Linked DNA regions of Homo sapiens: all the other regions are linked to region 1. A link is a loop called in an ENCODE intact Hi-C map of the cell type or tissue named here. Cell type or tissue: PC-3. All regions are shown on one strand. Region 1 overlaps LOC105370615 (a long non-coding RNA gene). Region 2 has its middle 69 kb from the start of FOXN3-AS2. Region 3 overlaps FOXN3 (forkhead box N3). Region 4 overlaps FOXN3 (forkhead box N3). Region 5 has its middle 160 kb from the start of TRA-AGC15-1.

Evidence for each region. A loop is a pair of places that touch in the nucleus more often than their neighbours do. Peaks named below come from ENCODE experiments on the same cell type or tissue, not always from the same donor. Only the 100,000 strongest peaks of a DNase experiment are listed, where the experiment ranks them.
Region 2: a loop joins it to region 1, with 6 times the contacts of the local background. A loop is called at or near these places in 3 of 110 quality-filtered maps.
Region 3: it touches region 1 in a loop (6-fold over the local background); 18 of 110 quality-filtered maps call a loop at or near these places.
Region 4: it touches region 1 in a loop (9-fold over the local background); 7 of 110 quality-filtered maps call a loop at or near these places.
Region 5: it touches region 1 in a loop (4-fold over the local background); 9 of 110 quality-filtered maps call a loop at or near these places.

The regions. Positions count from the first base shown.
Region 1 is chr14:89,037,552-89,042,551 of GRCh38, reverse strand. It overlaps LOC105370615 (a long non-coding RNA gene), which reads right to left. Exons shown (of 3, transcript XR_944128.3): 1 at 773-5,000. Among named protein-coding and RNA genes, the nearest start is that of TRA-AGC15-1, 61 kb to the right of the region's middle. RefSeq lists enhancers at 1,046-1,602, 1,654-1,773 and a silencer at 2,074-2,133. In PC-3, CTCF peaks have their summits at 1,809 and 2,026 (motif pointing left); DNase peaks (open chromatin) are centred at 1,221 and 1,721; H3K4me3 peaks cover 2,028 bases; H3K27ac peaks cover 1,662 bases.
Region 2 is chr14:89,505,197-89,510,196 of GRCh38, reverse strand. It overlaps a transcript of FOXN3 not described here. Among named protein-coding and RNA genes, the nearest start is that of FOXN3-AS2, 69 kb to the left of the region's middle. In PC-3, no CTCF peak of the experiment used is centred here; DNase peaks (open chromatin) are centred at 1,946, 2,526 and 2,876; H3K4me3 peaks cover 983 bases; H3K27ac peaks cover 2,152 bases.
Region 3 is chr14:89,218,949-89,223,948 of GRCh38, reverse strand. The region is part of intron 4 of FOXN3 (forkhead box N3); the gene reads left to right. Among named protein-coding and RNA genes, the nearest start is that of FOXN3-AS3, 130 kb to the left of the region's middle. In PC-3, no CTCF peak of the experiment used is centred here; no DNase peak of the experiment used is centred here.
Region 4 is chr14:89,303,394-89,308,393 of GRCh38, reverse strand. All of the region lies in intron 3 of FOXN3 (forkhead box N3), which reads left to right. Among named protein-coding and RNA genes, the nearest start is that of FOXN3-AS3, 44 kb to the left of the region's middle. RefSeq lists enhancers at 3,036-3,305, 4,219-4,418, 4,519-4,578, 4,609-4,678. In PC-3, no CTCF peak of the experiment used is centred here; a DNase peak (open chromatin) is centred at 4,753; H3K4me3 peaks cover 1,885 bases; H3K27ac peaks cover 2,434 bases.
Region 5 is chr14:89,135,386-89,140,385 of GRCh38, reverse strand. No RefSeq gene overlaps it. Among named protein-coding and RNA genes, the nearest start is that of TRA-AGC15-1, 160 kb to the right of the region's middle. RefSeq lists an enhancer at 38-959. In PC-3, no CTCF peak of the experiment used is centred here; a DNase peak (open chromatin) is centred at 2,655.

The sequences.
Region 1 (5,000 bases):
AATATTCACAGGTTCCAGGGATTAGGATGTGGACATCTTTGGGGTTCATTATTCAGCCTCCCATACTCAGCATACATTGGATTAAACCATATACATTGGGTTTGTAGGTCAAAAAAGGTTCAATATTGGCGATTCCATGTGATTCCACCTAAGGGTTCTCAATATATAGGAGTTACTATTAATACCAATAACAAAAGAGGAGATAATTTTACCATAAACTGCCAGCTCTGGGCCTGTCCCTGTTGTCTGAGGAACAGTGTTTTGGGCAATTTCACCTGACTGTCTGTGTTTGCTGAGCCCTGGGTTTTTAGTACTTCCTGTACCTTAGTACTTCCTGTGTCACTGCCCTGGAAGCATAGGTAGGTTCCTCCCCAAGACCATTTGCCTCTCTACTATCCTGGAAGAAGCCTACTAAAGAACTGCAGAAAGAGACACTCCCTTCTGCCCAGCTACAGGGCTCTGTACTCCATAGCATCAACACTGCTGAGGAAAAAGCAGCTCCCAAAACTGTCCGTGTTGCAAATGTGTTTGGTGCGGTAAAAAGTCTGTGGCACTGACGCACTGTGCCATATTAAAGCCTGAAGCCAAAGGAAAAATAAAAATCAGTGATATTGAGCTTCTCTTTATTTCAAATCTGATTTTTTTTTTTACCATGGTTATTTTACATTTATTTTGACTTTTAAAAAATATTGCATTAAACTATTATTTATCCTGGCTACTAAGTTTTTTGGCATTCCCTTAAATTTTGCACCCAAGATTTCATTCTCCTCACCCTAATTCCCAACCTGGTCTGTGAGTTGGTATTTGCAGCTATTCTGTCTGATTGATGATCGTTTTGGAGGGACACTCCCGGCAAAAGTTCAAACTTTATCTGTAGAGGAAAACAAGGTGGTTAGGATTTACCGAAGTAATGAGAAGGAAAGTCACCCTCAACCTCTAAAATACCCCTTTTCCGAGTGACTCTCTTGGCTGCCAATTGCCTTCTCCAAGTGAAAAAGAATAAACTAATTTCATACCTATTCTGTCCAATAAAGCTCATTGTCCTACCTCCACCTCCAGTGGTAACAGACAGGAACAGTTCATTTTCCATTGCTAAGCAACGGCAAAAACAGCGCCCGGCATCTGTGCCCGGCCTCACCGGCTGATAGGGATCACTGTCTAAAGTTCTTGTTTGCATTTTGAAGTCAACAATAATTGCGGTTCTCTATTAGTGTTCATTAAGATGGTTTATGGCTGGACTAACTCCAATCTCCACTCAGCGGTTTGAATGCGTTGTCCTCCCAGGGAAAGAAATATTTGGCAATAAAAACCCTGCGTTTATTTCCTCCCCTCATTTCCCCTTGCTGGGCTGGGAAACGATGGTCACCATCCGCAGTTCCCTGGCCGGGGAGAACAAGGCGCCTGTTGAAGGTTGTGGAAGAGAGGGGTGGAGAGGAAGCCTCTGCCCTCCTGGAGCTGGCTTCCTTCCACTCCATGCTGAAAGTAGGCCAGTGGAGCAGAAGTCTGCTGGGGGAAGTGAGCTCTTGCTGTTCACTGGGGCGGAGAGCACTACCCTATTTTCCCAACGCCAGCCCTCAAGTGTGGAAAGAACCTTCCCAGCCTCTTTCCACGGACTCAGTGCCAGGGAGAAGCACTGCCCTGGGACGTGATCGGCTCCTGCCTCCCTGGCCCGGGACTGGGTCAAACAGTGGCCTCAGTGTGATGGCAGAAAGTTCCAGGCAGCTTGAAAGGGCCGCCCTTGGATGCAATTCCCAGGTGTTGACTCACCCGCGGCGGCTGAAAGGCTGCCAGCCCCGGCCAGCAGCAGGCCGGCACCTTTACGCAACCTCTCCTCATCCCCAGCTCTGAAAATACATCCAGAAAGCAGCCTAAAGCAAGTCATAAGGATGTCGTTCTCCCTTTTAGACCCCATTCCAAGACACCCTTCCACGCTCGGCGCTTTTCAGAGCAAGCGTGGCCTGGCCGTCATGGTCCTCTCCTCGCTGGAGAGAATTTTAGGGCCATCCTGGAAAACAAGCCCGCTGGCGCCCCCTAGTGTGCCCGGGAGCCAACGCCATTCCAATTTGTGTTTCGGGGAGGCCGGGCTAGGTGAGTGGGGTTGGAGAAACGAATCCAAGGGATCAGGGCAGGAAAGTTTAATTCCATGAGGTCTGGGGCAGGTAACAGAAAATCACACTTACAGTCCTGACTCCGTTTATGACTTAAGAAATTGCTGTTCTTAACTTCTCTCTCGTGCTTTCCTCTGACTCAAATCTCTCCTGCCTGGTTGCTGGAGAGCAATAGGATCTTGGTGTCTCTATTACTGAGGGAAACTGAAGACCAAGTAGTCGAAATACCTTAACCTTATTAAGAAGTTATAGAATGACCCTGTCTTGGGGTTGGTATGTGCAGAAGCTTAATCATCGGAAATCAAGAAACTGTAAGTCCAAGATCATTTGCTTTGCTACTGTTGCTAAAACGTCTTCACCCTTCTGTTGAGTACAGAGACACCCTACGGCAATGATTCCCAAGCAACTGGAAGGTTAAGAAGATCTTAACAGCAAATTCCTTGTATCCTGGTAATTCTGTAGTTCTTTCTCTTTCCTTCTTCATTTTCTCTGAATAGCAAGGAAGACAGAGTTCAGGTAAATGTGGGGGAAAAAATCTTTTGTCAGGATAAGCCAGGGCAGGATGGGTGCTGGAGTATGATGGGGGTATCGAGAGCCATGGAAATCTTTAAAAGAATTGGCCACCACCTGCCTAGGATAACTAGGAGGTTTGCCTACATAAAAGCTTGGGCGCTTGACCAAATGGTCACTTGAAGAATCTTCCCAAGTGGCTGGGTGCGGTGGCTCATGGCTGTAATCCTAGCACTTTGGGAGGCCAAGGCGGGCAGATCACCTGAGGTCAGAAGTTCAAGACCAGCCTGACCAATGTGGAGAAACCCCATATCTACTAAAAATACAAAAATTAGCTGGGTGTGGTGGCACACACCTGTAATCCCAGCTACTCAGGAGGCTGAGGCAGGAGAATCGCTTGAACCCAGGAGGCAGAGGTTGCAGTGAGCCGAGATCATGCCACTGTACTCCAGGTTGGGTGACAGCATGAGACTCCGTCTCAAAAAAAAAAAAAAAAAAAAAGGAATCTTCCCAAGTTGATTATCTTGATTAAACAGTCAAGAATAGGGATGGCAAATAAGTTTCACATTCCATACCAACCTTAGTCAACTGAAGAGCCCAAAGCATAGTATTGAGAGTGTTCCTGAAAGTTCAATTTGAGGCAAAGCATCTTGATTGATTTGTAATGTCTGCCATGAGCACACAACAGATGGGTGGTGGCATACATACAGCTAGGCAGGAAGATAAAAGAGGGTATTACATGCCAGAAAGCCACACCATTGTGCCTTTTTCTTTCTTTTTTTGTTGCTTGTTTGTTTGAGAAAAGTTCTTACTCTGTGAGGCTGGAGTGCAGTAGTGTGATCATAGCTTACTGTGGCCTCGAACTCCTGGGCTTAATTGATCCTCCTGCCTGAGCCTACAGATAGCTGGAACTACAGGTGTGTGCCACCATACTGAGCAAATTTTTTACGTTTTGTAGAGACAAGGTCTCACTATGTTGCCCAGGCTGGTATCAAACTCCTGCGCTCAAGTGATCCTCCTGCCTGAGCCTCCTAAAGTGCTGGGATTACAGGTGAGAACCACTGCACTCAGCCCCCATTGTGCCTTTTGATGCTACTGTTTGATAATTCTTGTATTTGAGGACTGTACTGACAGTGTGGCTTTTCCAACTTCCTGTATTAGGGTTGAGGGAACTTACTTTTCCCATCTTCCCCCTTTTTTTTTTTTAATTATACTTTAAGTTCTAGGGTACATGTGCACAACGTGCAGGTTTGTTACATATGTATACATGTGCCATGTTGGTGTGCTGCACCCATTAACTCGTCATTTACATTGGGTATATCTCCTAACGCCATCCCTCCCCTTCCGCCCACCCCACAACAGGCCCCAGTGTGTGATGTTCCCCTTCCTGTGTCCAAGTGTTCTCATTGTTCAATTACCACTTATGAGTGAGAACATGTGGTGTTTTGTTTTTTGTCCTTGCGATAGTTTGCTGAGAATGATGGTTTCCAGCTTCATCCATGTCCCTACAAAGGACATGAACTTTTTTATGGCTGCATAGTATTCCATGGTGTATATGTGCCACATTTTCTTAAACCAGTCTATCATTGATGGATATTTGGGTTGGTTCCAAGTCTTTGCTATTGTGAATAGTGCTGCAATAACCAACAAACCATCTTCCCCTTTCCTAGTTTATAGAGCCTCTTGGCTGACCTGACAGCTGATATGGGATAGCAACAGGTAGAGGTGAGAATGCACCTGATTCTCACCTTTCCTGAGATTATATGGAGTGATGGCTCAATCCCCAAGTACAAATTGAATGTTGACGGTATGGCCAAGAGGCTGGTAAGTGCTACAGCCATTCAGAGAAAAAAGGAGGGTACAAAAAGTTTCTAATACACCTCTCCTTAGTTACTCACTCGACGAGAAGCAGTTGGAGAACAGCAGCACAACACAATCCCTCCAGAAACAGAAGCAGGAGAGGTGGGCGGAAGTGAAGCCATCCTTTCCCTCTGACCCTGCAGACCCTCGCGCAGCCACGGATCAGAAGCAGGAGGCTGCTGAGGGCCTGGCTCAGCTCTGAAGCTGTGCAGCATGTCCAAGGGGCTCTCCTGGCATGCCACAGAGCACCGAGGAGTCCTCATGGGTCCCTTCCAAAGTATATTTTGAACCATTCTGATTCTCTTCACTGCCACTATCCCCATTCCAGTCACAGTCACAGTCACCTCTCCAGGACAATGCACTGGCCTCCTAACATCCCTCCCTGCTTCTTACCTCCACCTTCCACCCATCACTCCACCCTCTCGTCTGGAGCCCACTCTCCAAATAGCAGGCAGCAGCGTGGCCTTCCTGAACACAAGTGACTCCAGCATCACACACATCACCCTCCCCTGGTTTCCCCTT
Region 2 (5,000 bases), 470 kb before region 1:
ACTCAACTTCCCTGAGCCTCAGGGTTTTCATGTGCATCATGGAGGAATTCTCCTTCCTGCCTCCTGCTTTTCTCTAATCTTCCCCCATGGTGAGAGGCCTCTCCCAGGAGGAGGTCTGCCTGCTGATATCTATCCGCCTCTCATCCATGTGGGTTCTATGGGGAGGAAGGGGGAATTCCATTAAGCTGACTGGTGAATGAGAGCTGGGAAACATGGGGAACATGCCCTTCTTCATGGGAAACATGCCCTTCTCCATGATGTCCATACTTGCATGACAGGATAAAACTATCTCCTGCAATCTGCCACAATGGGTCATTTTGAAATCTCGAAGAAGTCATTTATTCAGATTAAAACTATTTATAGCAGATGTAAGCAAACAATTCATTGGTGTCCTTGAGATTGATGGTTGGCACTTTACAGTTTTCATTAAAAGTTAAACTCTTTCTTCATTCAGCAAATATTTCAGTGCCCATTATGTGTCCTGTACTGGGATACAGCAGTGAATGAGACAGACCAGATCCTTGCCCTCTTGGGGCTGGCATCCTAGTGGGGAGATGGACAATGCTGGGCGTGGTGGATCATGCCTGTAATCCCAGCACTTTGGGAGGCCGAGGCGGGCAGATCACCTGTGGTCAGGAGTTCAAGACCAACCTGGCCAACATGGCGAAATCCTGTTTCTACAAAAAATATAAAAATAAGCCAGGCGTGGTGGTGGGCACCTGTAATCCCACCTACTTGGGAGGCTGAGTCAGGAGAATTGCTTGAACCCAGGAGGTGGAGGTTGCAGTGAACTGAGATCATGCCACTGCACTCCAGCCTGGGCAATAGAACAAGACTCCATCTTAAAACAAACAAACAAACAAACAACAACAAAAAAAACTGTATATAATTTGCAAATAGTGGTAAGTGCTATGGATAAAGATGAAGCAGGGAACAAGGTCCAGGAGATGCAAGCATGGGTGCTATAACTTTGACCCAGAGGGCAGGGCAGATTCCTTCACTGATGGAGGGGAGGGAAAGGCAGGTCGATGCTCAGCCAGTGTGGAGGTACTGATAGGGACCTGGTCCACTCCAAGACTATCAGGGAGGTCAGGGTGGGTGGAACAGAGTGAGAGGGAGGGAAGTAGGAGATGAGCTCAGAGCAGTATCAGTGGGGGTAGAGCGGAGGCTGGGGGTAGATAGCAGGTGATGTAAAACTGGTGGGAGGGTGTCCAGGGAGGTGATATGACATCCCTCCACAGGGCCAATCCATAGCGATTGTTTTATTCTTTGCCACATGCAAAGCCTGTCATGTGGAAGGCAGGAAAGGCCTAAAATCATAAGGGCACAGTGGTGCTGTTCCAGATCCTGTTCCTCAGTGCATGGTCCCAGGGCCAGCAGCACTGGCATCTCCTGAGTGCTTGTTAAAAATGCAGAATCTCAGCCCTACCACACACCTGCTGGATCGAAACCTGCATCTCACAGGGCCTGCAGGTGATCCATGGCCCACGAACATTGGAGAAGCAATGGTCTGGAGTCATCTGTGACTTTGGGCATCAGAAGCCCTGGGGGCTGCTCAAAACATGTCTACTTCATTGCCTGCTGGCCTCAGTTTTCTTGTAGTTTCACCTGCAAGGAGATGAGAATGATGCTGACATTCTCTGCTCTGCCCAAGCTCTTCGGCTTTTCTGAGCGAGTGCCACTTTCAACACCGCTTTCCCCATCCATCAGACCAATCTCTCTCTGGGGTGGTGTAGACTGGGAAGGTGCCTCTGGGAGCTGATACTCTGGCTCTGTGGAATTTCTAGGCTGTCTTTCTTCAGTGTGCTCAGAGAAGATGTTCTTTCCTCATAGTAGAGTATTACAAAGTCTATATTGTGACAGGGAACGGTGCTGCCTTCTCTGTGTGCACATAATGCCACTCCTCCGTTCAGCAGGGCGTATGCTTTGAGCTGAGCCACAAGCCTGGTGATTCACCTATAGGCCAAATTCCCATCATTTATTGCCAGGTCCCTTATGCACCCAGTGGTTCCAGATGCGGAAGGCTGGTTGCCTTCAAGGGTAGATGGAAATGCCTGTTTTCATGACAAGCACAGATGTTGTATTGTATTGACTGGTTTATGCTAGGATTGGGCATCATATAGTCGGCCCACCCTCCCAAAACAAAACACACAGCCCTGTGGCCTGGGTCCCGAGCCTGGAGTTTTCAGGTCTAACTATTTGGCTTAACTATTGTTAACTCCTGAGGGACTCTGGGTGAATGACTTTCCATGCGTGAACATCAAGCTGCTTATTGATAAAACAGTTACAATCATTTCTACTTCACAAGTTATTGAGGCTTCATTATCTAAATGCTTTTGAGAGCTGTCCTTAAATGTGTCATTTCCAGGCTTACGTCACTACATACTAGTGTGCCTTTTTTTTTTCTTTTTTTAATGAGTGTGAAATTGTCTCCCTCCTTCTGTTCATTTAGACTGCAGCATTGATGAGCAGGTAGTGGCAAATGCCTCTTCATATTACTCACAGATTACTGTGGGTTAAGAAATAAACTGGGCATTGACCTTTCCTTGCTGTTTCTGAATTAGTCACACACTTCTCATTGTTTGTGTATGGCAGCAGCATGACCTAAATAAAGTTAGGGTTGATCTCTTTCAGAATATATTTTGGATTTCTCCTTACAATAAAGTTAAGGCAAGTTGATGTATGGTTTGCAATCAAATAGAAAGACCTTTTCAGCAAAGCCCTGGCTCAATGGTGGAGTGATTATTGAACACTGGTTTCTAGTTGTGGCCAAATTCTCAAATTTCTCAAGTGTTACCTGGCCTGCTAAGGACTCTAATAGAAAGCAGTCTCCATTTGTCACTGCCATTTTCCATTGGTGGGGCAACTCGATAGCTCCGATTGCCTGCATCTTACCTTACCACCTTGGAATTCCAGATTAGCCCAATGCTTACTGTTTTCAGGTCTCTGCCATTATGCTGTTAGGTGGCTTTCTAAGCTAAACTGATTGACTGCTTAATCAGCTGCTGTCCATGCTGTGTAGAGTGGATGGGTTCAGGGACAGTGTTTCTTTTTTTTTTTTTCTTTTTTTTTTTATTGATCATTCTTGGGTGTTTCTCGCAGAGGGGGATTTGGCAGGGTCATAGGACAATAGTGGAGGGAAGGTCAGCAGATAAACAAGTGAACAAAGGTCTCTGGTTTTCCTAGGCAGAGGACCCTGCGGCCTTGCGCAGTGTTTGTGTCGCTGGGTACTTGAGATTAGGGAGTGGCGATGACTCTTAACGAGCATGCTGCCTTCAAGCATCTGTTTAACAAAACACATCTTGCACCACCCTTAATCCATTCAACCCTGAGTGGACACAGCACATGTTTCAGTGAGCACAGGGTTGTGGGTAAGGTCACAGATCAACAGGATCCTAAGGCAGAATAATTTTTCTTAGTACAGAACAAAATGAAAAGTCTCCCGTGTCTACCTCTTTCTACACAGACACGGCAACCATCCGATTTCTCAATCTTTTCCCCACCTTTCCCGCCTTTCTATTCCACAAAACCGCGATTGTTATCCTGGCCCGTTCTCAATGAGCTGTTGAGTACACCTCCCAGACAGGGTGGTGGCCGGGCAGAGGGGCTCCTCACTTCCCAGTAGGGGCGGCCGGGCAGAGGCGCCCCTCACCTCCCGGACGGGGTGGCTGGCCAGGCGGGGGGCTGACCCCCCCACCTCCCTCCCGGACGGGGCGGCTGGCCGGGTGGGGGGCTGACCCCCCCAACCTCCCTCCCGGTCGGGGCAGCTGGCCAGGCAGAGGGGCTCCTCACTTCCCAGTAGGGGTGGCCGGGCAGAGGCGCCCCTCACCTCCCGGACGGGGCGGCTGGCCGGGCGGGGGGCTGACCCCCCCACCTCCCTCCCGGACGGGGCGGCTGGCCGGGCGGGGGGCTGACCCCCCCACCTCCCTCCCGGACGGGGCGGCTGGCCGAGCAGAGGGGCTCCTCTCTTCCCAGTAGAGGCGGCCGGGCAGAGGCGCCCCTCACCGCCCGGACGGGGCAGCTGGCCGGGCAGAGGGGCTCCTCACTTCCCAGTAGGGGCGGCCGGGCAGAGGCGCCCCTCACCTCCCGGACGGGGCGGCTGGCCGGGCGGGGGGCTGACCCCCCCACCTCCCTTCTGGACGGGGCGGCTGGCCGGGCCGGGGGCTGACCCCCACCTCCCTCCCGGACGGGGTGGCTGCCAGGCGGAGACGCTCCTCACTTCTCAGACGGGGCGGTTGCCAGGCAGAGGGTCTCCTCACTTCTCAGACGGGGCGGCCGGGCAGAGACGCTCCTCACATCCCAGACGGGGCGGCAGGGCAGAGGCGCTCCCCACATCTCAGATGATGGGTGGCCGGGCAGAGACGCTCCTCACTTCCTAGATGGGATGGTGGCCGGGAAGAGGCGCTCCTCACTTTCCAGACTGGGCAGCCAGGCAGAGAGGCTCCTCACATCCCAGACGATGGGCGGCCAGGCAGAGACGCTCCTCACTTCCCAGACGGGGTGGTGGCCGGGCAGAGGCTGCAATCTCGGCACTTTGGGGGGCCAAGGCAGGCAGCTGGGAGGTGGAGGTTGTAGCGAGCCGAGATCACGCCACTGCACTCCAGCCTGGGCACCATTGAGCACTGAGTGAACGCAACTCCGTCTGCCATCCCGGCACCTCGGGAGGCCGAGGCTGGCGGATCACTCGCGGTTAGGAGCTGGAGACCAGCCCGGCCAACACAGCGAAACCCCGTCTCCACCAAAAAAATACGAAAACCAGTCAGGCGTGGCGGTGCGCGCCTGCAATCGCAGGCACTCGGCAGGCTGAGGCAGGAGAAACAGGCAGGGAGGTTGCAGTGAGCCGAGATGGCAGCAGCACAGTCCAGCCTCGGCTCGGCATCAGAGGGAGACCGTGGGGAGAGGGGGAGGGGGAGGGGGAGGGAGAAGGAGAGGGAGAGGGAGAGGGAGAGGGGACAGTGTTTCATTAGCTGTGTAGCGTTAGGCAACCTACAGACTAAAGC
Region 3 (5,000 bases), 180 kb before region 1:
GAGTATTTCAAATAGTTAGAACAATTGATACATTGATCTGCATCGATATGTTGATCTGCATTGATGTCTTGTTTAAGGAATTCATTCTACAGACCTGATTTCCTTAAGCATTTCTCTGCTTTATTCTAAATGTTCCTGGGGGTAAAAGATGCTCACACAAATTGTCCAAGCATGGAAAGACCTGCTTCCCATGAGGACGCCTCTCCCCCTGACTTCCACACCTCAGGGATCTTTGGAAACGTCTCTTCCCCAGCAACCAGCGCCGCACCCGGCCCACCTCTCACCCTCGACTGCCCAGTGGGAGAATTGCTATAAATTCCAAATCAGATGCTTTCTGAAAGGGACCTACCAGGGGCTTCTGGCAACTTTAAGAAGGAAAGTCTGAGCAATTGGAGGCTCCTGGAGGCTGCCCAGGAATGCAGTTCAGTCCTCGGAATTTCTAATTCTTCTTCGCCCTGAGGAAGCTCACAAAGGTGGACAAGCAGGCCCCTTCTCACCCGAAATGTAGGAAGCCATCAGCAACCTGCACCCTGGGCGATCTCCCAGGAGAACCTGCCCCTGGCCTTTGTGGTGACCTTTGCTGTGGGAAAGGGGAGGCAGGAGGCCATGGGGTCTGGCCTTGGAACCACAGCCCGTGGTCTGCACCTGCCCACCCAGGGACTAGTGCTCTTCCCACTGGAGGCCGACTTCAGGACCACCCGACACAGCCTCGCCAGCTTCCCTTCCACCCTCGGCCTCCCATCCTCATAGATCTAGCATACAGTGGCTCAACTCAACTTGTGCCTCAGTCACAAGCCTCACGGTCATTGAGATTGCAGGAAATAACAGACCAGTAAGTAAATCTGGCTCTCCAGTTCACATTTTTTAAAAACCAAGCCCAGGCCAGTTGCGGTGGCTCACATCTGTAATCCCAGCACTTTGGGAGGCCAAGGTGGGAGGATTGCTTGAGCCCAGGGGTTCAAGACCAGCCTGGGCAACATAGTGAGACCCTGTCTCTGTTTAAAAAGAAAAAAAAATTGAGGCCAAATTGTTTCTTATCCTACAGAAACACTAAAGGCAGATTCCATAGTTTAGATACTCTCAGCAAAACTTTTGCCCCCAATTATTTCCTTTTTTAAAATTTTTATTTTATTTTATTTTTTAAAGGAAGGGTAGAGGGAGGTAGGAGAGAAGAGCAAAGAAAATGATGTTTATTTCACTAAAGAAACCATCAATTGTGTCATCCCAGGTAGTTTTGGGCATCGCCTTCCTAGGTGAATTTGGGTGGGAAGGTGGGGCTGCCTTCCCGGCTTGCTGAGATGTTTCGGTGACCAACAGGTGTCCTCCTGAGCTCGGCTGGGTGTCTGTGCCCCTGACTCCTGGGTTGAGCTCCTTTTTATAGTCATTTGTAAATGAGGCCACAAAATAAAGAGGCAGATTTCATGTGGCCCACACTCCTTAGATTCACGGTAAACATTACGGATTTCTCTGTCCACTTGTATTAGTCTACGTCCCCTGCCCTCTGGCTGTCACTAGACTGGATTTACATTTTTTTGTATCTTAATATATGTAAGCGTCTTTCCATTAGAATCCAAAGACCTTGAAACTCTGTGGAATTGTGCATAATTTTCATGTATTTCCTGTCTTGGGGGACCAGGCAACGCTGACAGATGTTAAAATGAGCTGGTATATTCCCAGCTTTAGTTGACTCTGTCCAGAGCTCCCCAGCCCCACAGTGGGCATAGGCAGGGTACTTCTCAGGTGACATCAGCTCTGGAGAGCTCTGTGTGCCACAGCAATGGCCAGTGATGGGTTTCCACGGTGACAACTAAGTTCTCAAGAAAAGATTGTGTAGGCCGGGCGCGGTGGCTCACGCCTGTAATCCCAGCACTTTGGGAGGCCGAGGCGGGCAGATCACGAGGTCAGGAGACTATCCTGGCTAACGCGGTGAAACCCCGTCTCTACTAAAAATACAAAAAATTAGCCGGGCGCCGTGGCGGGCGCCTGTAGTCCCAGCTACTTGGAAGGCTGAGGTGGGAGAATGGCGTGAACCCGGGAGGTGGAGCTTGCAGTGAGCCGAGATCGCGCCACTGCACTCCAGCCTGGGCAACAGAGCAAGACTCCATCTCAAAAAAAAAAAAAAGATTATATAGACAGGGAAGTTGGTGTATGATGTGATTTTTTAATTTGGTTAAAATATTTAAAATAAAAAATGATATTTTAAGAGGTGATGCTTCTTGTATTGGAAAATTCTCTTAGAGGGGATACTTTACTTCCCAGCCGTGTCACTGAGAGAGATCTTGCTGCATAAGACAAACAGTGGCGAAAGTCTGACAAAGGCCTTTGATCCAGTGAGGAAGTTGGCAAAATCAAGTTCTTTATGACTGTGTTGAAGAAAAATCAGAATAATACAGTTTGGTTATCCTTTATTTGTTAGAAAATGTTAAGGGATTTGCAAGGCTTTCTGGCTTTTGCTTCATATATCACAAATCTGACTGTAACCAAAGGTAAAGGTTATATATAATATGGCATAGTGAATAATGCATGGGGAGTGATAACAGACTTTAAAAGAGAGAAAGAAAAGAAGGTGGCTTTTAAGTACAGTATGGCATTTCCTTTTCTGCCGTGGTGATACATGATATAGTGCTCTGTGGTGTGCAAAATGTTATTGGTTGTCATAGCAATAGAACACCATCCAAGAGAAAGGAGGAAATGCTAGCCTAAGACACTTCGCTGGAATAGAACTACCATTATAACAAAATAATCATTGTTACCACTATGTTTACTGTCAAATAATAAAATCCACGCTACATTTAGTGGTAATTCTCAGTGGCCCTTACACCACACTAGGGCTTGTATTACACACACAGGCTTCTGCCTTCGTTTGAGAGTTTTGTACCTATTGCCTCTGCTGCTTGTTGGTGTAAAAATAGGTTCTGTTTTTAATGCATCCCTGAACTCACTTTCAGCTACCAGCCTGATTCCATAAGCTTCAGGGTTTGAACACCTTCTCCATAGAGTGCTGTAATTAATTTTTATTTTTTTCCTTGCTGTCAGGGTTGCCTCCCCTTGGTGATTTTTCAGTCATCGTTCTATCACGTTAGCCTGTGTAGTAGAACTGCCTCACCTGGAGCTAATCTTTGCTTTCTGATGGTTCTCAGGGCATTCTTCTGGCCGTCTTTCAAAGCATGTATTAACACTTGGATACAATTGAGAAATTCGTCTGATAGGAGTACTGATGCTCAGTTGCCTGGCAGGTCAGCCCCAGAGAGATGCTGGGGGACCAAGGACAGGGTACCATCTAGGTCCAGATCAGACATCTTTACCACAGTCATGGCCACCGCTCTCTTCCCGATCCAGCCCATGAATACACATTCGTGACCCAGGCTGGTGTACAGTAGGTAGTATGAAGTAGGTAGTATGGAAAGAGCCGTGTGTGTATTTGCAGCCAGGAAAAATCAGTCGTATCACCAGCACACAGCTTGCATTGCGGGTCCTGAAAATGGTGATGCTTTAGTTGTATCATTTAGATCTGAAGATGGTGCAGCACTATTCAGTGCTGTGTGCCAGCTACTCTGTACATGCTTTCTACACACCAGCTCATTTAATCCTCAGCCCATTTTACAGATAAGAAAACTGGAGCACAAAGAGGTTAAGTATCTTGACTGTGGTCACACTGCTGGTAAGTACTGGAGCCGGGATTTGAACCCATGCCACCTGAATCCAGAGCCTGCATCCTCAACTGCTCTGCCACTTTCCATGGTCTGAATTGGAACCAAGGGAGGCCGCAAATGAATCCAAAGCATGTGGCTTCTCTGGGAGATCTGCTGGGCCTCGCAAGAGGAAGAAGAATAATGTGATGAGAAGAAAGGAGGAGGAAGGTGTGGCTTGCAAAAAGCATAGCAAAATGGAGCAAAGCAAACATAAAGTTCAGCTCATCAGTTGATATCAGTATGGAATTATATACATCATTATAATTTTAAAAAAATAGTCAACTGCAGACCGATGATTAGTTCTGTAAGTGGCAAGGATCCTGCCTGAGACTTCTCTCCTAACAGCTTCTGGCAAACCTAGCCCAATGATACCTCAGTGCTGCATCCCAGCAATCTCAGGGGCGCTGCTGGATACATATCCTATTGGTCAAATGGAATATCCAACCAACACAGCTTTAATGACAACTGTAATAGTAGCTAACATTCATTGACAATGCCTACAAACCAGGCGCTGTTCTAAGGGCTTTGCGTGTATCAACTTGTTTGTAAGGGAAGGGGGTGCTATTATCACATTTTCCAGGTGAAGAAACTGAGGCACAGAGCGGTTACGTCAAATTGCCCCAAGTTGTACTTCCAGTACGTGGTAAGAGTCGCAGCCATCCACTCGCCAGATGTTTGATGACAGCCCACTGCATGTGGTGCCATGCTCTCGGGGAACACGGGCTAAGGAAAGACAAGGCCCTTTCCTCATGGGGCTGACATTCATGGGAACACATGTGCAAACACAAAGTTAGAAGCTCTGAGCATCTCCAATAATGCCTTTATTAGTCCGTTTTCACACTGCTATAAAGACATACCTGACGTTGGGTAATTTATAAAGTAAAGAGGTTTAACTGACTCACAGTTCCACATGGCTGGAGGGTTCAGGAAACTTACAATGGTGGCAGACGGCAAAGGGGAAGCAAGGCATGTCTTACATGGAAGCAGGAGGGAGACAGAAGGGGAAGTGCCACACTTTTAAACCATCAGATCTCGTGAGAACTCACTGTCACGAGATGGGGACATCCACCCCCATGATCCAGTCACCTCCCACCACCTCCCTCCCCTGACATGTGGGGATTACAATTCGACATGAGATTTGGGTGGTGATACAGAGCCAAACCATATCAGTGCCTGTCAAGTATTAAGCAGGAATTTCTTAGGGGAAGAAGGGAGTTGACAAAGATGCAGGATTGAGAATAACAATCTGTTAAATAAAAGGAGAAAATAAGAATAAATGAGCTTTGCTTATGGAAGACCTTGGAAGGT
Region 4 (5,000 bases), 270 kb before region 1:
CATCTCGAACAAATTCCAGAAGATTCGAGCTCATTTTAGGAGAGCTAATTCCATCCTGCAGGATTAGGGACAGAAATATACAATTTTTTCATTTGTCTTCTTTTTGTTTGTCTGTTTGTTCATTTGTTTTGAAACAGGGTCTCACTCTGGCACCCAGGGTGGAGTGCAGTGGTACAGTCTCTGCTCACTGAAGCCTCACCTCCCAGGTTCAAATGATTCTCGTGCCTCAGCCTCCCGAGTAGCTGGGATTATAGGCGGGTGCCACCACGCCTGGCTAAACTGTGTATTTTTGGTAGAGACAGGGTTTCACCATGTTGCCCAGGCTGGTCTTGAACTCCTGACCTCAGATGATCCGCCCACCTCGGCCTCCCAAAGTGCTGGGATTACAGGTGTGAGCCACTGCTCCCGGCCTAATTTTTCATTTTGATGTTATTTTCATGCTCTTCTTCCAAAAATGCAAATACTGACAAAACTTGAAGATCTTTGTTCTTTTCTTTATGTCGGTGCAGAGTGTACAAAAGTTACCTATATCGGGCACACATTGAAATTTGCATTAGCAGAGACTGCTATAGGATTTACTTATGAGTGATTCTGAAAGGTTAAGAATGGCACTTTTTCTAAGCTTTGGTTGAGGTTGGGATTGGGAAGGATGGTTCCTCTCACCATGGTTATGCAAAAACTATGGGTTGTAATAGGATGCAAACACGTGTCTCCCAAGAATAAGCAGAGGTGCAGGCTGCCAACGAGCTTTAAGAAATACTGTGGCTCGGTAAATGGAGAACCGAAGGGAGAGAGGGTAGCAAAAGCAAAGAGACCTTTGGTGTTTCCGACTTTCACGAGAGCCTGTCCAAATTTTCATCTGCATCAGCACTTTTCTAGCAAAGTTCACCGGCCATCCAGCATTATCTGGTGGGCGGCCTTATTTACACACATATATATAATTGATTCCATATTCCTCTCAGACCTACAAACAGTACCCATGTTTGTTTTTAATAACCAGAATTATTTCAGCTTAAAAAAAGGTGTAGATTTACATAGACAGTCTGATGAGTGCCTCAGATTGTTCCATTAGTAACACAGAGGAGAAACAATCTTAAGAAAAACATTTTGAATTTGTGTGTGGAGGTGGAGAGAGGATTGGGTTAGTGAAATCAGAAAGCTTCCAAGTAATGATTATTACATTTAATAATAATTAGATTAGCGTTCCACAGGGACTGTTTTCTGGAAATTTTGGTAGGACAGTCACTGAGTAACACACACACTCAGAGCAACCTAGGTTTCAGGCCATTGGGTGGGACATGGCCTATTTGCTTTGTTTTGGTCGCGTTTAAAGTTAATCCAAAATCAATTTCTTTTTCAAGATTAAAATGTCACTACTCTGTCTTCCACTTCAGGCTTCTGCAAACTTTTTCTATGAAGGGTCATGTAGTAACTGTTTAGCACAAAATAGACGTACACATAAACAAGTGAGTGTGTTGTGTCCCAATAAAATGTTATTTATGGCATTGAAGTTTGAATTTCATATAATTTTCACTTGTCAAGAAATAATATTCTTCTTTTGATTCTTTTTTCCCTGACCATTACCAAATGTCAAAGCCATACTTAGCTTCCAGCTAGTACAGTTTGGTTCATAATTTGCCAACCCCCGTCCTAGTTCTGACTTTGTAGTCAGAATTTTGTCTTTTGGGGAGAAAACTCCACTTTGCATATGAAGGAGAACCAAAATGGGCCGGGCGCGGTGGCTCACGCCTGTAATCCCAGCACTTTGGAAGGCTGAGGCGGGCGGATCACGAGTTCAGGAGATTGAGACCATGCTGGCTAACACAGTGAAACCCCGTCTCTACTAAAAATACAAAAAAATTAGCCGGGCGTGGTGGTGGGCGCCTGTAGTCCCAGCTACTCAGAGGCTGAGGCAGGAGAATAGCGTGAACCCAGGAGGCGGAGCTTGCAGTGAACCGAGATGGTGCCACTGTACTCCAGCCTGGGCAACAGAGCAAGACTCCGTCTCTCCGTCTCAAAAAAAAAAAAGAGAACCAAAGTGTGTGTGTGTGTGTGTGTGCATGCGTCTGTGTGTCTGTGAGTGTGTGTGTGTGTGTTGAGCTTTTCTGTTTCTTCAGCTCCCCTCTTGGGGATGAAGCAGGGTCTCTAGACATTAGAACTCCGGTTGTTGGAGCCTGCCACCAGCAGTTTAGTGCTGATGGCAAGGAGGCTCGCCTCAGGGACTGAAAAACTCTTCTCCACACAGAGAATTCTAAATGACTCTTGAAATAGAGGGAATTGAGAATGCAGACAAAGGCAGAAACTTGAGAGGAAAGCTGCTGAGCATTATATGCACATAGCTCTGTAAGGGTTGTGAAAATGGTGGTGGTGTTCTCATAATTTCTTTGCAAATATATATGTATTTTAAAAGGCTTAGGTCTCTCAGCTGCTTCTTTTCATCCTTATTCTTAGAGAAGTAGGCAAAAGACATGCTTCCACAAATTATAAACACCTGGTTTTGTTTAGTATCCTATTGAGGGAAATTAGGAAAGTTGCAGAAACATTCAGTTTTCCTAAATTGTTTTACAAAACCTGTGACAATGCACTGCAGACATATGCATTGTATTTAGTTAGATCCGTTTAATAAGAATCATTCTTATCAGGGCACCTCCCAAATCCTTCATAAATATAAGGCTTTTAAATATTTGTCTCCTTTTATAATTAGTCTAGATTTAGCAGTGGGTCTTCCTGATTTGGGAGGAAGCATGCTTCATGGTTGCCTGGCAACAGCTAATCGTGGTATTAGGGGCCAACAAAACAGTTGGCAGAAACTGTAAATTCTTTTGTCTTGTTAACAAAAAATGATAGTTAAAGATACAGCAGTATGTTAAGTCTGTTCTGTTGTTCAAACATATAACTTACGTGATAAATTCCTATGCTAATATAACCTCAGTGTGCTGCTCAAATTTATAGCTTGTTTAGAGAACCTGCTCACTTCGTACTTGGGTCACATGTCATCTGCTCATGGTACTGAAACTCATCGGGTAGGACAGTGATGTCATAGAGGCGTCCTTTTCTCAAGGGCTCTTAAGATGAATCTGAGGTTTTTGTTGAACGATGGGTTCTGAAACATATGTGAAGCTCCAGCATAAACGTCTGAAGTCAGGATTCTGGTTCTTAAGCAGGAGCCGCGAGTTCACCATCGATGACCTCAGTTCCCATCTCCTAGTGGCCCTCAGTGGGTACAGACACCAGCACCCGGCCTGTGTGATCCGTCCTGGTGCTGGCCAGGCCTTCCTCTCGTCCCCTCCAGATCAGCCGGGCTCAGCGTAAGTTTTCTAGGACAACTTCGTAAAATGAATTCTCATTTCATAAGCAAATATAGTGTGAGTCATGCTTTGGCCACATAGAATTAAGAAGGAAGAAAAAACACTATTTATTTGGTTGGTACTTTTTTTTTTTTTTTTTTTAAGAAACTACACTGTATTCCAGATTTGTCCGCAGATCACTGTCAGCTTCCTCTCCTCTGGGTATATGTTTTTAAAGGACGTTGTCTATTATGGGTCAGGGTCCCCCGCTCCACCAGGCACTTCGGTGTGTATTTTCTCACTTAACTCCCAGCTCTGTGCAGAAGGTCTGGGAGACACCAGTGCTTAAGCCAAGTTTTATGGGGGCCAGACGAGGAGCAGCCGGGTTGAATGCCCAGGTTTTCTCTGGTTTCCAAGCCCATACTCTGCTTTATCCTTAGTTTTGGGCCCAGTTTTCAGAACACATCCAGAATCATCCATTTGCCCAGCAAACCAACATAAGGTATCAAATGAATGGCCAAGATGTTGAATGTATTTCATCCTTTGTTTCCTTGATTTCTAAAAAAACAGCCCTTAGATATTTTTAACAGAATTTTTAAAAAGCACCCCCTGTTGTCTAAGTTCTCTTTTCTATATGATCTTTGCCGCCTCTCCTGCCCCCACCTCCACCATAGTCAGAAATCTCACATCTCAACAAACATCTCTCTCCTGTCTTCACCGCGGTTCTGCTCACAGCCACTTTCCCCTTCAAACTGGACATTTTGGATTTTCCCTGCTAACCTTACCGCCCCTTCCCGCCCCTTCCCGGGCTCCAGCTCAGCAGGAAGAAATGTCGTCAGCAGAGGCTGCAAACCCAAGCCTGTCCCTTTTCAGTGGTATTTTTACTACGAGCTGAACTACTTCAGCATCATGTAAACACGCTGGAGTGTGTTCACAGCTGCCTCTCTTTTAAAGTTGAACCAGCTCAGAACTAAAAGGGGAACTGCTTTCAGGTTCTGTTCAAGTTTGCATGTGACAGCATCAAAGCTATTTTTAGCAGAGTGATCACCGGCAAGAAGCTGGAAACGGCTGCCTTCAACTATCAACAGTGGAAAGAAAGGATCATTTATGGACTGCTGCAGCTCTTGAGTCCATTTATATGGGAGACACAGGGGTGTGTAAATCTCTTCTTCAAAGTTACAAGGCGTCTTGTCCCCCATCACCTTTGCAGAGACAGGGCAGTGTTAATTTAGTGCTTGGTTGCCTGGGCTCCAAGTTAAAGTAGATACACTGATAATAGTGAATTATAGGACTGTCCTCAATGTCTGTTCTGAGAAGAAGGCGATGTATAGATGCTCAGAAACATCCATTAAACTTTTGAAGTGTTTGTATTGTTTCTTCAGTTTTCCTTTTCTTTTCTGTAGATCACCAAACTCAAGAGACAGCAGGAAACGGGAGGTAGTTATGTAAGCATCATGGCAATGAAGAGAGCATGAGTCACTTACTAGCCATGCGACCCTCATTAAGTGACTTTTCCTTTCTGAATTAAGTGTTCTTAGCTGCAAAATGAGGATCATAATACCAGCCCTATATACTTTATAGGGCTAGTTTTTTTTTTGTTTTTTTTTTTTAGCAGATGTTTATTGAACACCTACTCCATGCCAGCTCCTGGGGACATGAGCTGAATCAGATCGTCAGTGTCTTCAGAGAGCTCACAGTCTAGCTCCATAAATA
Region 5 (5,000 bases), 98 kb before region 1:
TTGAACCCCAGTGGCTTGGCTCCTGATCCGGGGCACCCATATGCACAGAGCCCAGAGAGAATGCTAAACATTGTTTACCTTTGCTGTCAACTCACCTTGCTGGTCACACAGAGGCCCCTCCAGTGGGCATCCTGGAGCCCCCCTGTTCTCTGTGGTCTCCTCTTGCTCTTCTCTTTCCCTGCTTCAAAGCTGACCCTCCAGGACGCAGGCTCCATTCCAGAATTTCCACATCCTACTCTGGCTTTCTTAGGTGTCCCGGCTTCTTCCCGGTAGCGCATTTACATGACAAACACATCGTTCTTCTGTTAATATTGACCTCTTCTCAGAGCAGAGCTCCTATGCTCTAGTAAGCTAGCAGTCTGGCACTTTATCCACTTTACTAAAGAACCCCGTCCCCTGAGTTGAAAAGTAAATACAGTGGGAAGAAAAAGAGTATCCCATTATTCCATGAGAACAACGCCCACTTGTTGAGCATTTACCACAAAGCGCAGCCTGTATGAAGTGCTACGCCAGTGTTGTCTCATTCATGACCTGTGATGGGAGGATGACTATTCCCATTGGACAGATGATGATGTTGAGATGTAACAGGTGAAATAATTTGCCTGAGGCGTCATAGCTATTATGTGGCAGAGCTAAGACTTGAACCCAGGTGTTTGGAGGCACACCTAAAGAAAAGCCGCCGAGTCATCTTTTAAAGGCCAGGAGGCAGTGAGGGAGGCTCCACCCCAGCTGTCATCCCTGCCTCCTGGCCTGTCCCTGAGAAGCTCTCCACACAGGTCCCAGGCTCTCTCTCACCTGCAGGCTTAGCCCTGCCCCACCTACTGCCCAGTGTTGGCTGAGGCGGCCACTGTTCTGCTGCCTGAGCCCCTTCATTTGCAGAGACTTCATGCCATCACTCCCTGGGCCTGGGAGGTTCTTGATGTCTGCCAAGGGACCAGGACTGTGCCCTGACCAATGAGCAGGTCTCGAGCCAGAAAGATGTTTTGCCACCTTCCTCAGGAGCCCCGCGCTGTGGGGAGGAGCCTCCGTGACGCATTCCCGGGATCACACCAGGCCAGGCCAAACAAGAACACAAAGCCCCACAGGTCTATGTCCACGGATTCTGGCTGAGTCCCTGCCAAGACCCCCCCTGATGACTGGAGTGTTTTTAAAGCTGCCCCCCAACTTCTGTGTTCAAGAGTGGTTGCAGGAATGGGGAGGAGCCCCACTCAGGAATCCGGAGGTCCAGACTAGCTCTAGGAGCAGCCCAGAGGTTTTTTTTGTGGTTACTGCCTGGGACCCCTGCTGAGGAGTGGCTATTCCTGACTGGCTCAGCTGCTCTCAGCACATGCCCGTGGGCACACCTAGGCTTCCCTCCCACCGAGGGGCAGGCGGGAGTCCTGTGAGCTGGAAGGACAGTGCACGCAGGGCAATCCCACAGTGGAGTCGAAGCTGTCAGTGTCCTCCCAGGCCCGCTGGCATTCACATTGCAATACCTGCCAAAGGACTGCCCACCACACAGCAGGCTACCTAAAGGCCTTTCCCAGGTGGGCCAGGAGAGCAGAGAAGCCCCACTCCCCGCAGCCTTCAGCCAAGGAGAGATGGAAGCTGGAGTTTCATAATCCCAGCCCCCTCCACCTTCTAGTGAAACACTTCTGAGATATGTGCTACAACCCTGCTACTCAAAGTGTGGTCCAGGGACCAGCAGCACTGACATCACTAGGAGTTTGTTAGACATGCAGAGTCTTGGGCCCCACCCTGAGCTTCTGGATCAGAGTCTGCATGTTAACAGCATCCCAGGAGCTTCGAGTGCGTGTTCAGCTTTGAGAAGCACTGCCCCATGCTGTTTTCCAAAGGTTCCAGGAGGAATAAAGACCCCATTGCCCATAGTAGCAACCTGTTCCACATCATACCTTTTACATGCTTCCTGCACTTTCCTGTTTCTCCACCTACCCACCTTCCCCAACTCAGTGCTTCCTGGGATCCCCTCCCAATTAAACTACACCGTCTCCAGGTTCATTCCTGGGGGAACCAACATAAGATCCGTGGTCTCTTTGGGACAAAGTATTGGATCTACTGCAAAGCCCAGTCCACCCCTTGCACACTATGCAATGCTGCACAAGAGAAATAAGGAAAATACTAGTATTTAGTTCTCAGGGTCCCTTCGAGGATGAAATGAGACCATTCTTGTGAGGAGTTTGCACAGTGGCTGGCACATGGTAGCCCTTCTATAAATGTTAGCTGTTGTTACTCTCCCGCTTCTGCTTCCAAAGCCACCTTAGTCCCCTGTGCCCTGTGAGTATGCAAACATCCAGGTCGTGCAGGAAGAGTGACATACAGGTTCAAAAAGGGCTTGAATCCAGCTGTGTCTGCAGTTGGCTGTGTGCACTTGGACCTACAATTTCACCCTTCTGAGCCTCAGTTTCCACACCTGTGAAATGGGAATATAAAGACCAATCTCACAGGCCATTTTAAAGAAGAAATTCAACAATGTATAGAAAGCACCTGACTCTGAGTCGGGTATACAAGTGGGTACCCAGAAGATATTTGTTGAAAGGAAAGCTGGAGGGACAGAGTTCTGAGCAGTCTGCTGGAGTGGCGGTGCCTCTCCCAGCCCAGGCCATGACTCCAGCATGACTCACCACCCCTAAACCTCAAACTTGGGCCTGGCCCTTTGCCCACTGGTGCGGCCCTCGGTGTGGGTCACCCCAGTGCTGCCTTGGCCTGAGCAAACAGGAAGAGCCAACAGGCAAGAAGGCCTGGCCTGCTGCCACTCTGAATGAGGCTCAACTTCTTGCTTCGTGCCCAGCCAGAAAAGAATGTTATTCCATGAGCCCAAATCCCTCACTGGGCAAGGCTAGCAAGAACAACTGAGGCACTGCTAGGTTTTGCAGGAGTATTGGGTGAGGGGCACCAGAATAAGGGATTATATTGAAAGGGAAAGTGTGTTCTCAGGGCATCTCCCCAACCCCTAAGGAGGGAGGGAGATTCTCCTTTGAGGGTAAATGGAGGCACAGGCCTGCTGCCTGGGAAGCAGATCTTAGCATCAGCACCAGCTGGGCAGGCCTCAACATCACCATGCGAAGCTGTTTTCTTGGAAGGGACTGCAAAATTAAAGGAAGACCAGTGATGTTTATATGCTGCTTTTAATTTTACAAAGGATTGTGTTATTCATTAGCTTATCATCTTGTCCCCTGTTGACAAGTGAGGGGAACTGAGTTCTAGAGAGGTAAATAATTGCCTTCAGTCATTTGCAAGAAGCTGAAATTTCACATCATGGATTCACAGTTCTGTGAATTCTCTACTCCAGAAAATAGACAATTTAAATGGCAGGAGAAAGAGATCCTCTGCTTTAGTGTTTAAAGTTATTTTTAAAGTAAAGGATAAGGTCTTTTATATTTGTTCAGACAGATAACATTTCTAATGCTCTTTATTTCTTGGTGTTTCCATCTAGTATCATTTTTCTTCAGTGCAAAGGACTTTAATATTTCTTGTAGTGCGGGTTTGCTGGAGATGAATTCATTCAGCTTTTAGTTTGTCAGCTTTCACTTTTGAAAGATACTTCTGCTAGGTATAGAATTCTAGGTTGACAGCTTTTTTTATTTCAGGATTTTAAAGACACATCTGTCTTGTCTTCTAACCTAACACTATTTCTGGTGAGAAATCTGCTGTCATCCTTTCTTTTGCCCCTCTGTATGTAAAGTGTACTTCCTCCCCCTACCCCGACTGCTTTTAAGATTTTCTCTTTACTACTAGTTTTAGGCAATTCAATTTTTCATGTGCCTTGGTATCATTTTCTTCCTGATTTTCGTGCCTGGAATTTCCTAGGCTTCTTAAGCCTGAATTTATAGTTTTCTTCAAATTTGCAAAAGTTTTGGCCATTACTTCTGCAAATATTTTTTCTGTTCCTACTCATTCTTCTTCAGGGGCTCCAGTTACATATATATTAGGCTGCTTGAAGTTGTTCCATAGCTCACTGATCGCTTTGCTCGTTTTGGGGCGTCATTTTTCTCTCTGTTTCACTTTGGATAGTTTCAATTGCTGTCTTTAAGTTTATTAGCATTTTTCTGCAATGTTTAATCTGTTGTTAATCCTGTGCAGTGTATTTTTATTGCAGACATTATCTTTTTCATCTCTAGTTGTTTTATTTGGTTCTTGTTTTAATGTTTTCTGTGTCTCTCTTCAGCATGCTCATGCTTTTGCCCACCTTCTTGAGCATATGGAAAACAATTATAATAACTGGCTTAATGTCCTTTTCTACTAATTATATTATCTGTGTCATGTCTGAGTCTGTTTCTACTGATCAATTTTTCTCTTCATTTGGGGCATGTTTTCCTGCTTCTTTGCACGCCTGGTAATTTTTTTTTACTGAATACTAGGTGCTGTGTTGTTGGATGCTGGATATTTTTGTTTCCCTTCAAATATTCTTGACATTTGTTCTGGTAGGCAGCTAAATTTCTTCAATCCTTTTGAGGCTTGCTTTTGAGCTTTCTTAGGTGGGACCAGAGCAGACTTTAGGGATAAAGTTTTCTTATTATTGAAACAATACCCTTCTGTATATTTTGTATATTATGACGTTTTTCTATTCCGGCTGGTGGGAACATGAACTATTCCTAGCCCGAGTGAGTCCCAGGGATTATTCAGCTTGCTCCTTTTTGTTGGTTCTTTTTCCTGCTCGGGTAGTTTTCTCACATGCATGCACTTGCACTGGTCAGTAGCCAATCAAGGGGAACCCTCTGCAGATCTTCAGAACTTTCTCTCTGTGTAGCTCTTTCTTCTCTGTGCAGTGCTCTTCTCTAAGGCATCCTGCCTTGTAAATTCTAGCTTCCTTGGCCTTCTCAAATTCTCAACTCTGTCTCGTCAACTCAGGAAGACCATCAAGCTCTCTTTGGGTTCTCCCTCCCTGTTCTGTAGCCTGAAAATTACTTCCCCTGTTTCCCTTCCCCTGGGGATTACTTTCTGTATTATCTGTTTTCTAATATCTGAAAGGTATTGTTTCATATGTTTTGTCTAGTTGTTTA